3 separate regions of the Homo sapiens genome follow, and regions 1 and 3 are each linked to region 2. A link is a contact called in ENCODE Hi-C or POLR2A ChIA-PET data. All regions are on one chromosome and are shown on one strand. The core of a region is the stretch at or near the end of the contact, and the rest is flanking DNA. Distances in the headings are between cores, read along the strand shown. Region 1 overlaps UHMK1 (U2AF homology motif kinase 1). Region 2 holds the start of ATF6-DT (ATF6 divergent transcript). Region 3 overlaps NOS1AP (nitric oxide synthase 1 adaptor protein).

The links. A loop is a pair of places that touch in the nucleus more often than their neighbours do. ChIA-PET counts read pairs that join two places held with the same protein, here RNA polymerase II (POLR2A). Pooled maps may share reads with other maps.
Region 1: a map of IMR-90 shows a loop between it and region 2 (3-fold over the local background). The contact joins the enhancer-like site here to the promoter of ATF6-DT in region 2. A Hi-C loop is called at or near these places in 1 of 168 maps with a recorded cell type or tissue (IMR-90). POLR2A ChIA-PET finds 5 or more read pairs at or near these places in 3 of 52 experiments (A673, MCF 10A and activated T-cell).
Region 3: a map of mammary epithelial cell shows a loop between it and region 2 (2.8-fold over the local background). The contact joins the enhancer-like site here to the promoter of ATF6-DT in region 2. A Hi-C loop is called at or near these places in 2 of 168 maps with a recorded cell type or tissue (A673 and mammary epithelial cell) and 7 of 50 pooled maps. POLR2A ChIA-PET finds 5 or more read pairs at or near these places in 1 of 52 experiments (Panc1).

The regions. Positions count from the first base shown.
Region 1 is chr1:162,528,219-162,532,168 of GRCh38, forward strand. UHMK1 (U2AF homology motif kinase 1) reads left to right here. Exons shown (of 8, transcript NM_175866.5): 8 at 1-1,413. Among named protein-coding and RNA genes, the nearest start is that of UAP1-DT, 31 kb to the right of the region's middle. Within about 2 kb of position 2,238, at least 3 of the 41 ENCODE cell types and tissues checked have a DNase peak (open chromatin) inside an H3K27ac peak, as active enhancers do.
Region 2 is chr1:161,763,923-161,767,445 of GRCh38, forward strand. It overlaps ATF6-DT (ATF6 divergent transcript), which reads right to left and starts at 2,225. Exons shown (of 3, transcript NR_187280.1): 1 at 1,908-2,225; 2 at 1,502-1,579; 3 at 1-235. ATF6 (activating transcription factor 6) reads left to right here and starts at 2,398. Exons shown (of 16, transcript NM_007348.4): 1 at 2,398-2,520. The coding sequence starts at 2,439. It overlaps LOC124904444 (a long non-coding RNA gene), which reads left to right and starts at 2,527. Exons shown (of 2, transcript XR_007066695.1): 1 at 2,527-2,884. RefSeq lists enhancers at 507-676, 2,216-2,295, 2,326-2,405.
Region 3 is chr1:162,277,279-162,280,956 of GRCh38, forward strand. The region is part of intron 2 of NOS1AP (nitric oxide synthase 1 adaptor protein); the gene reads left to right. Among named protein-coding and RNA genes, the nearest start is that of MIR556, 63 kb to the right of the region's middle. Within about 2 kb of position 2,042, at least 2 of the 41 ENCODE cell types and tissues checked have a DNase peak (open chromatin) inside an H3K27ac peak, as active enhancers do.

The DNA of each region.
Region 1 (3,950 bases), core at 988-3,487, 760 kb after region 2:
GATTGCCAATTTTAAGAGTAAAGAGGAGAGAGATAAGTAATAAAAATAGAGGAGGGGAAGAAAATGGCTCCCTTACTGGTCTTAGTAATCTTCTATATAGTTAATGAGCTAAAAAATGATACTTAAAGTTCCAGGTTTGGTACCGCTAGCATAGAAACATTGCCTTTCCTACACATTCCTCATCATTGTTTCCTCAGAAAATTATTTTAAGAGTTTGTGAAACCAGATTAAATATCTATATTCAGTTTGGCCTAATTTTTAAAAATAAATATTTATACTCCAGCTTTTGTGTATTTGGTGTACATCACCACTTATGCAAATCAAGGATCAGAAAACTGGAGGTTAGCCATCTCCATTATTTCCTTTTGCACATTGGGTACAGTGGGTGGCATTAGTATGCACTAGCTGCAAAGTCACAGCACCTTATGGAAATAAGTATGTTTATTATAATAAAAAAAAGTTAAGCTGCATCTCTGTAGATTATTTACTTTGCAGACTGTAAAGCTGCCCTATCTTTTCCAGCAGAATTTACTCTTCCATTCTTAATTCTTTTTTGAAATATCTTAAATAATTTAACATTCCTTTATAACTTCTTAACAGTGTCAAAACTGGGGTAGAAGGGATTTTATTTTTTCCCAAAAGGGTTCCATCTTTGCTATCTGTTGATCAGCCTTAGAAAATCTAAGTATGATCAATAAATTTTAATGGTTGATGGCATCCTGTGTCAGCTGGAGTAGTTGGTTGTGAATATTAAAACCTAGTACTATTTTCCCTCAGTAACATGTAATTGCTACATTTTTTATAAGAAGGTATGGTTAGAAAAAAATGTGAAAGATCACTTAAACCAAAGCCAGTTACAAGGAGTAATCTCTCCTGTTGGTTTACCTTCACCTCAGAACTACAAGAATATTACAATACATAGTGAATAGTTGTCTGTAACATTTCTACCAGTTGTTTCAGTAGCATATTGGTCTTGGCATTTCTTGGCACTGTGGTTCTGCTGTATTATTTGTGATGTCTTATTGTTTGTGAGCTTTTGTTTTTTTTTTAAAGAAAAAACAAAAACTAAGTGGGACTATGTATGTAGATGTGTGTCAGTACCAAAAAGTTATTTTCTCAAATCCCTAAATTTCTGATTTCCATTCAAGTCTTTTAAACTCTTTCCTGCTGAATAGCAAAGAACTTTTATTTTCCACTTTCCTATATTCCTAAAAAGTGTGAACAATGCGTTTCAGTTGACTGTATTGCATACTTTTTTGCTGAAGACTTTTTCTGTAAACACAATTGCCTTGTTCAGTTTTGTTGTAAACTGACTTACCATAAGATGCACTGTTGATAATGCTTTCTGATGTGTGTTTGATAAGAGTGATAAAATAAAAGCTTAAAAATAAAGGAGTTGCTTTTTAATTTCAACTTTTTCTATACTTAGTATAAATATTCAGATAACAGGTAAATATATTTATTTTCTGATTTAATTTTAACTAAAAGCTGCCAATAAAAATTTCCATGTAGCTTTAACCACCCATTTCTAAAGAATATGATTTTTCATTTTTGGAAATCTTGCATCATATTGGTAATACTGATATGTAATTTTTTATTTTGGAAAAGTGTTCTTGATATTATAGAAACAGCCAGGTCTAATGAAAAGAACCAGAGTTCAGAGTCAGGAAATTTGTGTTCTAATCTTGGCTGTTTTATCAACTTGGATATCTTTAATCCAGTGATTCTGCTTTGATAATAGCTGTATTTTTATGTTGTGAGGACCAAATGAGATAATAGGTGCAATAGTAATAAAACAGCCACAAATCATGAAGCATCAACTAGGTGATGGGTACCATTTTAGTTTATATCATGTTTAATGTTCCCTTTTTCCACATGGGAACTGAAACCCAAATAACCTGAGACCCAATTAACTGAGACAACAGAGACCCAATTAACCCAAATAAAGAGACTTGCCCGACATTTCATAAAACTGAGAGGTGGTATTTATATACTGGTCTGTCTGGGAGTGGCATTGGCATGTTGTTTTGGGAAGTCAGTGACAGATCTGGAAGATAAATTCAACAGGAAAATGTTGTTAGAAGGGACACCCTAAGAGACTGTTTTAATAACTTAGACTGGAGTTAAGAATATTTAAACCAGTAATTCTCATCCTTCAGCATATAACAGAATCACCTGGGAGGGCCTGTTAGGCTACCGACTGCTGGGCCCCGCCCCTAGAGTTTCTGACTAGTTCTTTGTGGGATTCGAGAATTTGCATTTCTAACAAGTTCTCAGGTGGGGCTGTTGCTGCTGCTAGGGTGGAGACTGCACTTTTAGAACCACTCATCTAAACAACGGGCATTGGTTAGGATTGAAAAGCAGAAGCAGGCCTTTATTCAAGGGCTACTTAGGAGTAGCTCAATCTCTTCATCTCCCTGATAGTAGAATAGTGACTAACTGAGCGTTATTTTGCACCAAACGTGCTAAATGCTTTTTGGTTAATCCTCCCAAGAAGCCTATTAGGAAGATATTAATGTTCACTTCATTTTATGGTTAAGGAAATGGATTGTTTAGCTTACTTCCTAGGGTTTACACAGTGGACAAATGAATATCTAACTTCAGAGTCACCAGTGTGCTAGGTTGCGTGCTAGTCAACCCAGTAATTCCTTCCAGATCCAGCTTCCCTTTTTCATTTCCTCAGATACTACTGGGTTTAGTCCTTGATCTTTTACTAGAGTTTCTTAGAAGATCCCTGTCTCCTGCCCTCTTGTCTCTTAATACTGCTAACAGTTTTCATTTTTAAAAAGAAGCCTGATCATGCTACTCATGTATAAAATTCTTCATTTTATTTCCTATTCTGCCCATTTGCCTTCAAAATTATGTCTAATTCTCTTGAATTGGCATATAAGACTTTTTACAATCTGGCTCCACCTGTCAATCATGCCTCCTATCTCTTTCCCTATTTATATTTCATGCTGCAGCTGCACCTACCTGTATTTCTGCAAAGTCCATCCTTTTTCCTCTTCTGATCCTCTTATTAAAATGCCATTCAGGCCAGGCACAGTGGCACACGCCTGTAATCCCAACATTTTGTGAGGCTGAGGTGGGTGGATCTCTTGAGCCAGGAGTTGGAGACCAACCTGGGAAACATGGTGAAACCCTGTCTATACAAAAAATAGAAAAATTAGCCTGGCATGGTGGCATACACCTGTAGTCCCAGCTACCTGGGAGGCTGAGGTGGGAGGATCACCTGCGCCCGGGAGGTCAAGGCTGCAGTGAGCTGTGATGACACCAACTGCGCTCCAGCCCAGATGACAGAGTGAGACCATGTCTCAAAAATAAAACAGAAAAAAATTAGCCAGGCATGGTGGCACGCGCCTGTAATCCCAACTACTCGGGAGGCTTAGGCATGAGAATTGCTTGAATCTAGGAGGCAGTGGTTGCAGTGAGCCGAGATTGCACCACTGCACTCCAGCCTGGGCGACAGAGCCAGGCTCCGTCTAAAAAAAAAGAAAAACAATAAATAAAACAAAGTTGCATTCAATTCCCTGCCTACCCATGCCCAGTTATCTGTGTGATAAAATCATATTGATCTTAAAACAGCTCAGTTGTTACTTTCTCTAGTTATCTTCCCTGTGCTCTTCCCTGTCAAATTGTTAGTAATTCTGTACCAAGTCTTTACTTTGTATGTATGCATTTCCTATATGACTAGATTTACCATTTTGTTTTGCCCCAAGTGTACTCCTTATCAGTAGTGGATCATCATATTCAGATCTGTATTCCTAGCACCTAGCCCCATGCCTGAGCTATAGTAATTGCTCAATAAATGTTTGTGGAGTTGAAAATGAATTCATAGAATCTGGCATCCAGTTGGATATGGATGACTCCAATATTTCAAAGAATGGCAGTTTAGTAGTTTATTTTATTTATTTATTTATTTATTTTTGAGACAGTTTTGCTCTTGTTGC
Region 2 (3,523 bases), core at 975-3,474:
AATGGTAAGAGTCTGACCATATCTTGTGTTGGAGAGAATGTGGAACAAAGAGAACTCATCAATGCTAGTGAGGGTGTAAACTGATAAAATAGTACATACATTATTTAAGACATTCTTGAGGCTGGGTGCGGTGGCTCACGCCTGTAATCTCAACAGTTTGGGAGGCAGAGGCGGGCGGACTGCTTGAATTCAGAAGTTTTGAGACCAGCCTGGGCAACATGGTGAAATCCTGTCTCTACAAAAAATACAAAAATTAGTCGGGTGTGGTGGTGGGTTCCCGTAGTCTCAGCTATTGTGGGGAGAGGCATGAGGATCGCTTAAACCTGGGAGGTCAAGCTGCAGTGAGCTGAGATGGCTCCACTGCAATCCAGCCTAGGGGACAAAGTGAGCCCCTGTCTCAAAAAAAAAAAAAAAAAAAAAAAGAGGGAGAGAGAGAGAGAAATTGAGATTCATTCAAGGAAATACCATGGGTAGATCCTTAATATCCAATAAGAAAAATGATTTGGAGAACATTAAAGTTTACATACATTAAAAAAACCCAAATGACACTAAATGCATGTGTCTATAAACATGTTTAAGCACCGTAAAACTAAAAATAAAAGTGGACTAGAATTACACTTTTATTTTTATAAAATAAAATTTTATACCCATAAAATTCATGGTAGAAGTGGCCTACGCCAAGGGAGGAAAATGAAGCAGGGAGGAAAGAGGAATTCAATTCTGTAGTATTTAATTTCTTATGAAAAATCTGGGACAAAAATGAAAAATGTTAAATTTTTAAATTCTTGGTGATAGGTCACAAATGTTTGTTTCATAATTACTTGCACTTTTTGAATAAAAATAAAATCTTTTGGAAATTAAAAAAATTGGCGATTTGTCATGGTGATTTTCTTAAAAGACTAAGGTGTCTAGTGGGATACAGAAGACTCGATGATTTTATTTTATTTTAGGTTTTTTTTTTTTTTTTTTTTTTGAGACGCAGTCTCGCAATGTCGACCAGGCTGGTGTGCAGTGGTGCGATCTCCGCTCGCTGCAACCTCTGCCTCCCGCGTTCATGCGATTCTCCTGCCTCAGCCTCCCGAGTAGCTGGGATTACAGCTACTTGCCCGCCACCACGCCTGGCTAACTTTTTGTATTTTTAGTGGAGACAGGGTTTCACTATGTTGGCCAGGCTGGTCTCGAACTCCTGACCTCGTGATCCGCCCGCCTCGGCCTCCCAAAGTGCTGGGATTACAGGCGTGAGCCACCGCGCCCGGCCTTATTTTAGTTTTTTATGTCAATTTTTGAATTTGTAATTGGGTGAGAATTAAAGTGTTATAAATTTCACCTTAAGTGAAAATTTATTAGTTTTCTAATGACAAAAGTAGTTACATCTGACGTAAGGGGATTTAATTATCTTTTTCTGGGCTTGCGTCCCGGAACGCTGCTGCATTATGTAATCTGTAGTAATATACCCACGAGCAGTTTGGAGGGTTCTGGGAAGCACATTTGTTTTGCTTACCTACCATGGGAAAGATTCCACGTGGTCCTAGAAGCATACGTATTCGTCGGTTACAGTATTTTAAATATTCACTGGCCGCTGAAATTTAAAATGGATGAAAAAGAAATTCTCTTAAGTAGCGTTCTTGAAACTGCTTTATCAAACTCAGTTCATATTTTCAGTTGGAGTTCGTGATGTATGTGATTTTCCTTTAAATAAAACCCGAATCTTTAGTAATACAAATATTGGGAACTTCGATTACTGTAGGTCTTAGGGTAGACTCGCTTGGACTTTGACTAAATACTATGCTTTAGAAATTTATCTTTAGGAGATAAATTTGGGGGGTTTATCTTTTTATATTTGCTTTGTTTCAATTTATTTAAATAAAAGTAGTCTTTCTAGAAGTATGTTTTATAGTACCACTTACCTCGGTTACTGTCCCAGTTAAGCAGTTTTCACGAATGTGGAAAAATAGTAGTGTTTTTCTTTCATACACGCGTATATGAAAAATTTTTACATTGATAGAGAATTATTCGTAAAAATTAAAGTAAATTTACTGTTAGTCTCTAATTTTGTTCTGAGATAGCCACGCTGTGGCATTAAGAAGGATAATCAAGGAATAAGCCATAATGTTCAGAAAGGGGCTTTACTTTTTATTTTTAATATTATTGATAAACTTTGTTTAGTCGAATTGATGTCTGCGTGTCTTCCCCCGCCTTCCCCATAAAACAGCGGGACAGAAAGTCCTGAAAACTCCAAAAGGGAAATATTTACTCAGAGGTCTATTCAAATTTGCTTAGTCTCTGACGTTTTCCTGTGTCGTACAAATCCCTCGTGCGGCAAAAGTAGTTTGTCTTTACTAGGCCACCGTCTCGTCAGCGTTACGGAGTATTTTGTCCGCCTGCCGCCGCCGTCCCAGATATTAATCACGGAGTTCCAGGGAGAAGGAACTTGTGAAATGGGGGAGCCGGCTGGGGTTGCCGGCACCATGGAGTCACCTTTTAGCCCGGGACTCTTTCACAGGCTGGATGAAGATTGGGGTGAGTGGGATCTGAGAATGTACCAGGGTGGCTCGGGTTCGCGTCTAAAGGTTTCTTCCTCCCTACTTCCGCCCACTCGTGGTGACAGGTGTGGACCAACCCTGCCTGGGGAGTGAGGCCCCTCGTCACTCCTGTTCGTGCCCCTGGAAGAGTCTGGGAGTATCGTTCGGCTTCTGTCCTGGCCACAGGGAGAGTAGAATATTGTCTAACTGGAGTTAACTGTCGTTTTTCACTATTCCCACTGGGGAAGTACCGGGTGATCTTTTTGTGTGGCTAACACTGGACGTCTTTAGGAGGTTTAGAGCAAAATGGCTGGGACCGCCAAAAAGGCTACAAGCTATTTCCTGAGTGTGAAATGTGGGCGGTGAGCACAATGGAGTGGGTTTTTGTGTGTTTGGTGTATATGAGAGAATGTGGTTATATACAAGAAATTCTAATCTTACAGCTTTTACTATTGGTTTAAGCCTGATGTCCGTCTTGGCAGAAAAGCAAAACACCCAAGCACCTGACCTCGGGTCCCTGCTTAGCTACACCTAATACTTATGGTGTAATCCTGACTGCTCTCCAGATACAGCTCTTAATTTTCTTGTTAATGGATATTTTGTTTGGTTTTGGTGGTCAGGAAGGGTGGAATGGGATGAAGTGGAAATGAGAATGAAGAAACTTTGTTATCTAAGTATTTAGAGGAGACTTTTATTCTCCTCTTGATTGCAAGATATAATAGTAATATTGTTCTTAGGTTCCAATATGAATTTGGGATTGTGTAGGTTCCCAAATGGGCCCGCTAGTGAGCCTACACCACTCATCAGCCTTGGAACTGGGGGGAACCCAGTTTATCTTTCTCCCTTGGATCAGCATTCTCAATAGCAGGAGTGGAAGGAATCTCAACTTTTTATTGAACAAAGTCATTTAATTGTTTCAAGGACAGATGTTCTCTAAAACTATATTCTATTGGAGATTTATTTTAATCCTTGGGTAGATTTTTTAAGAGTTGCTGGAAAAC
Region 3 (3,678 bases), core at 792-3,291, 510 kb after region 2:
GTTAGAGGCTGAATGATTGCTCGACAGAGACAACACTGTGACTTCGAGAGCCCTCCAAATTCTGATTTTATTATTTTCCTCCTCCTTCTCAAATAGTTTCTTCAGTATCTCTCAAGAATTACCTTCTTCATCATACCTTTCATTATACCACGAATATTCACTGGGGCCATCAGTTCTGCCTACTGTAGTTTCTCTCTTCCCAGCCACCTTACATCTGGAACTTGTATTATCCTAATGGATGAATGCAAGCACAGGTTTTCCAAATTTACCCTTATCTCTTGCTCATCATGTTAGAAAGTCTAAGCTCACCCTAAGCGTACTATGGGGAAATTCAACGGGTAGAAGACTTGGGAGAGCATAGGAAAAGCAGTCCCACATGAATGGCTGTGTGACCCCCACATCCTGTCTAGCTCCTATTACCTGATTCTCCAGTGCAAGATAGACTTTTTCAATGTATAACACATTCTTGTGTTCACCTGTGCTGGCATTGGTGAAAACATTGCTACCTTTTCCAGGCAAGGGATTTAGGGACCACTTCCTTATTCTGCTTCTCAGTCTATATAGTGATTTCATCCAGATATTTTCTTTATTCTTACTATGCAGTGCTTGATACATGTCTCTAGTCTTTCCTAGATTTCTCATTTACAGTGTCTCTTCTTCCTGATTCCTTAGTGCTGTTGCCAAGATTATGTTCAGGATTTGCACCTCTATTTTTCACTCTTTTTAAAACCCTTAAGCACCCTCCTACTTTCTATGCAAAACTATAGTAACTTCTTTTCCATTTTAGAACTTTCCCCATCTGTCTGCATCCTTTCTGCCTTCCATCCTCTTCCCTTGCTTCTGGGATTGACCTGGCCTCACCAAATGCCTTCATTTCTATGTTGGTATACATTTGCCCCACCTTCCTCAAGTGTGCCTGCCCATCTAACTCTTCCTACAAGAGCTATGAAGGTTCATATCACATTGAGTCATGTTTAGAGCTGGGAAGGTGTAATCTAACCCAATACCCTGGCTTCACAGAAGGGAAGAATTATACCCTTCTGTAGGGTAGGTGGCTTGCTCAAGGTCACGTAGCTAAGAATGTGAATACTTGCTGTGAAATAGCATTACTATTCAGTGTAGCTTCTTTGACTTCATAATACTTCATGCAAATTGTTTAACCTAACTTCACAAGGTAAGTGTGGGATGTGTGTGGCAGATAGTGAGAGGTGCTGGGAGGTTTATTAAACATGATTGATTACCTTCTTTTCAAGAGAGGTAAATTGAGCCCTAGAAAGACAAAAGGATTCATCATTTGTCTCATACCCACTTTTGGTCTGAGGCAGAAAACCGTAAATCCTTGATTCATGACTCTTCTAAATACTAGGAAACGTTTACTCCTTCTACGTGTGTGTGTGTGTGTGTGTGTGTGTGTGTGTGTGTGTGTGTGTGTGTAGATATGAATCATACTGTGGTAACAGTGTTATCTCTGCCCCACTCCTCTGCAAGACTATTTATTGCTGCATAATGGATGTGTATATTTTGGGGTACATGTGATAATTTGATACATTCATATAGATTGTAACGATCAAATCAGGGTGACTGGGACATTCATCACCTTAAATAAGTACCTTTGCTTTCTGCCAGGAACGTTGTTTAATGTCTCTAGTCTTCCTACTTACATCATATATTAACCATTTAGAGGAGTTTAGAGGACAGTCTAGGCTAGATATTAGTGGAGAATGATAGAATTGACCGGAGTAGGGTTTATACTGTTGTATTTTTATCTTGCCATCCACCTCTGTCTCTTTTTTTACTTAAAGAAGAGAAGATTCTAATACTTGTTTTTAACATGCTGTGAGAGATATAGAGAAGAAAGCAGCTGAAAGCAGCAGATGATTGTTAGTACTGGTACTCATCTTGCTTCATAAATCAGCCCTTCAGGCCCCTTAATCATTTAGGTTGTTGTTCAGCTACCCGTGACCTGTCAGCATGCTCCTGGTCAGAGAAAAGTGATGGCTGTATTCCCGGGGCTATCTCGTCTCCTCTCTACAGGGAGCAACCGCCACTTGGAGCTCCCCTGAGTACACAGTCCGAGATTGCTTGCACTTGAGGCTGCCGCTGCCTTCCATGCCAGGGCCTGTTTGACTTGCCCTATGCCATCATGCTGGTCTCCTGACACTGTGGAAATGCAGCCTCCTCACAGAACATCTGTGTGTGCATGAACCGCTCTTCCACCTTCTCAACGTTCCAAACAGCAACGAGCTTGAATATTTCCTGCCCCAAAGCCCTCCTTAAGTTCAGAAGGTCTCTTTACCATGTTTTTCTGTCCTCACTGGTATTTCATACCCTTCCCACGTTATTGACATGTGTCCCTGGGTGTGGAATGTTCCTGGTCCTGTGAAGTTAATTTCCAATATGTTCTTATTTCTCTTCTTGCTTTCTGTTATAAAATGGGGTTTGTGTGCTCATGAGACAGCTCATTAACCATGTATTGAATGAATGGAGGAATGAATGAATGAATTTTATTTCCTGGAGCCATGATTCTGAGCTACTAAAAGACACAAGTGTTGGGGAACATAACAAGCACAGAGCCAAGAGTCAGGAGATGTAGGTTCCAGATATGGGTTTTCTGCTAATGAACCTGGGAAGTCTCTTATCATCCCTGGGCACTGGTTTCTTCATCTATAAGATGAAAAGCTTGGTCAACCCTGGTGGCCTCAAACATTTCAAATACAAAGTTTCCTCTATAAATTTTTTAATGAACTATTTCAGGCTGGGTGCAGTGGCTAATGTCTGTAATCCTAACACTTTGGGAGGCCGAGGTGGGAGGATTGCTTGAGTCCAGGAGTTTGAGATCAGCCTGGGCAGCATAGCAAAACTCTGTTTCTATTTAAATAAATAATAAAGAAATATTTCAGATGTAAAAAATGTATGAAAGGTAAAGTATGAATACCTAATGCTTAGCACTCTGTGGAATTTCCTCCCAAAGTAATACTTTTTATTTTATTAGCTTTTGATTTAGAAAATGGATGACAACAACTAGCAATAGCACTTTCATAAGAATCTATCTTGTTACAAGAATAGCTATACTTAAAAAATAGTACATATATGATTAAGACACATTGATTAGTTTATGGCAATTCTTAATGCAAATAAAAATGTATAATAATCCTTGCTTTTGTGGCCCAAAGTAGTGTTTCTGAATAGCATGGTCTACATTACCATGTGCATTTTAAAAAACGCCAACTTTTGGCCGTACTTCTGATCTGCTGAATAAACATTTCTAAAGCCTGGGCCTGTGATTCTGCCTTTTTATCAAGTATTCCAAATGGGATTTAGAACTTGAGTTTTAGATCTCCTTGGTCTACAAAGTAGGATGATACTTCATTTCTATATAATGACAATGAATATTTCTTTAAAAAGTAGCTTCTGTGGTTCCTTTTGAGTATTTTGGAGATTGCAGAGATTTTATTTATACCCAATTTTCAATAATATATCTATTGCAAAAATAAGTCATGCTGGGATTGAGGTAGGTAGATGGGAAATAAATGTCTCTACCCAGTGTTTCCAAGACTCCTCATAGATATTCTGGAATTTAGATTCATTTCAAACTTTGGTGTTGGTCATGCTGGCATTTCTGAGATTTTATATAAATCAACAATACAAGACACATCAGTATTAGAAACTGCCATGGTT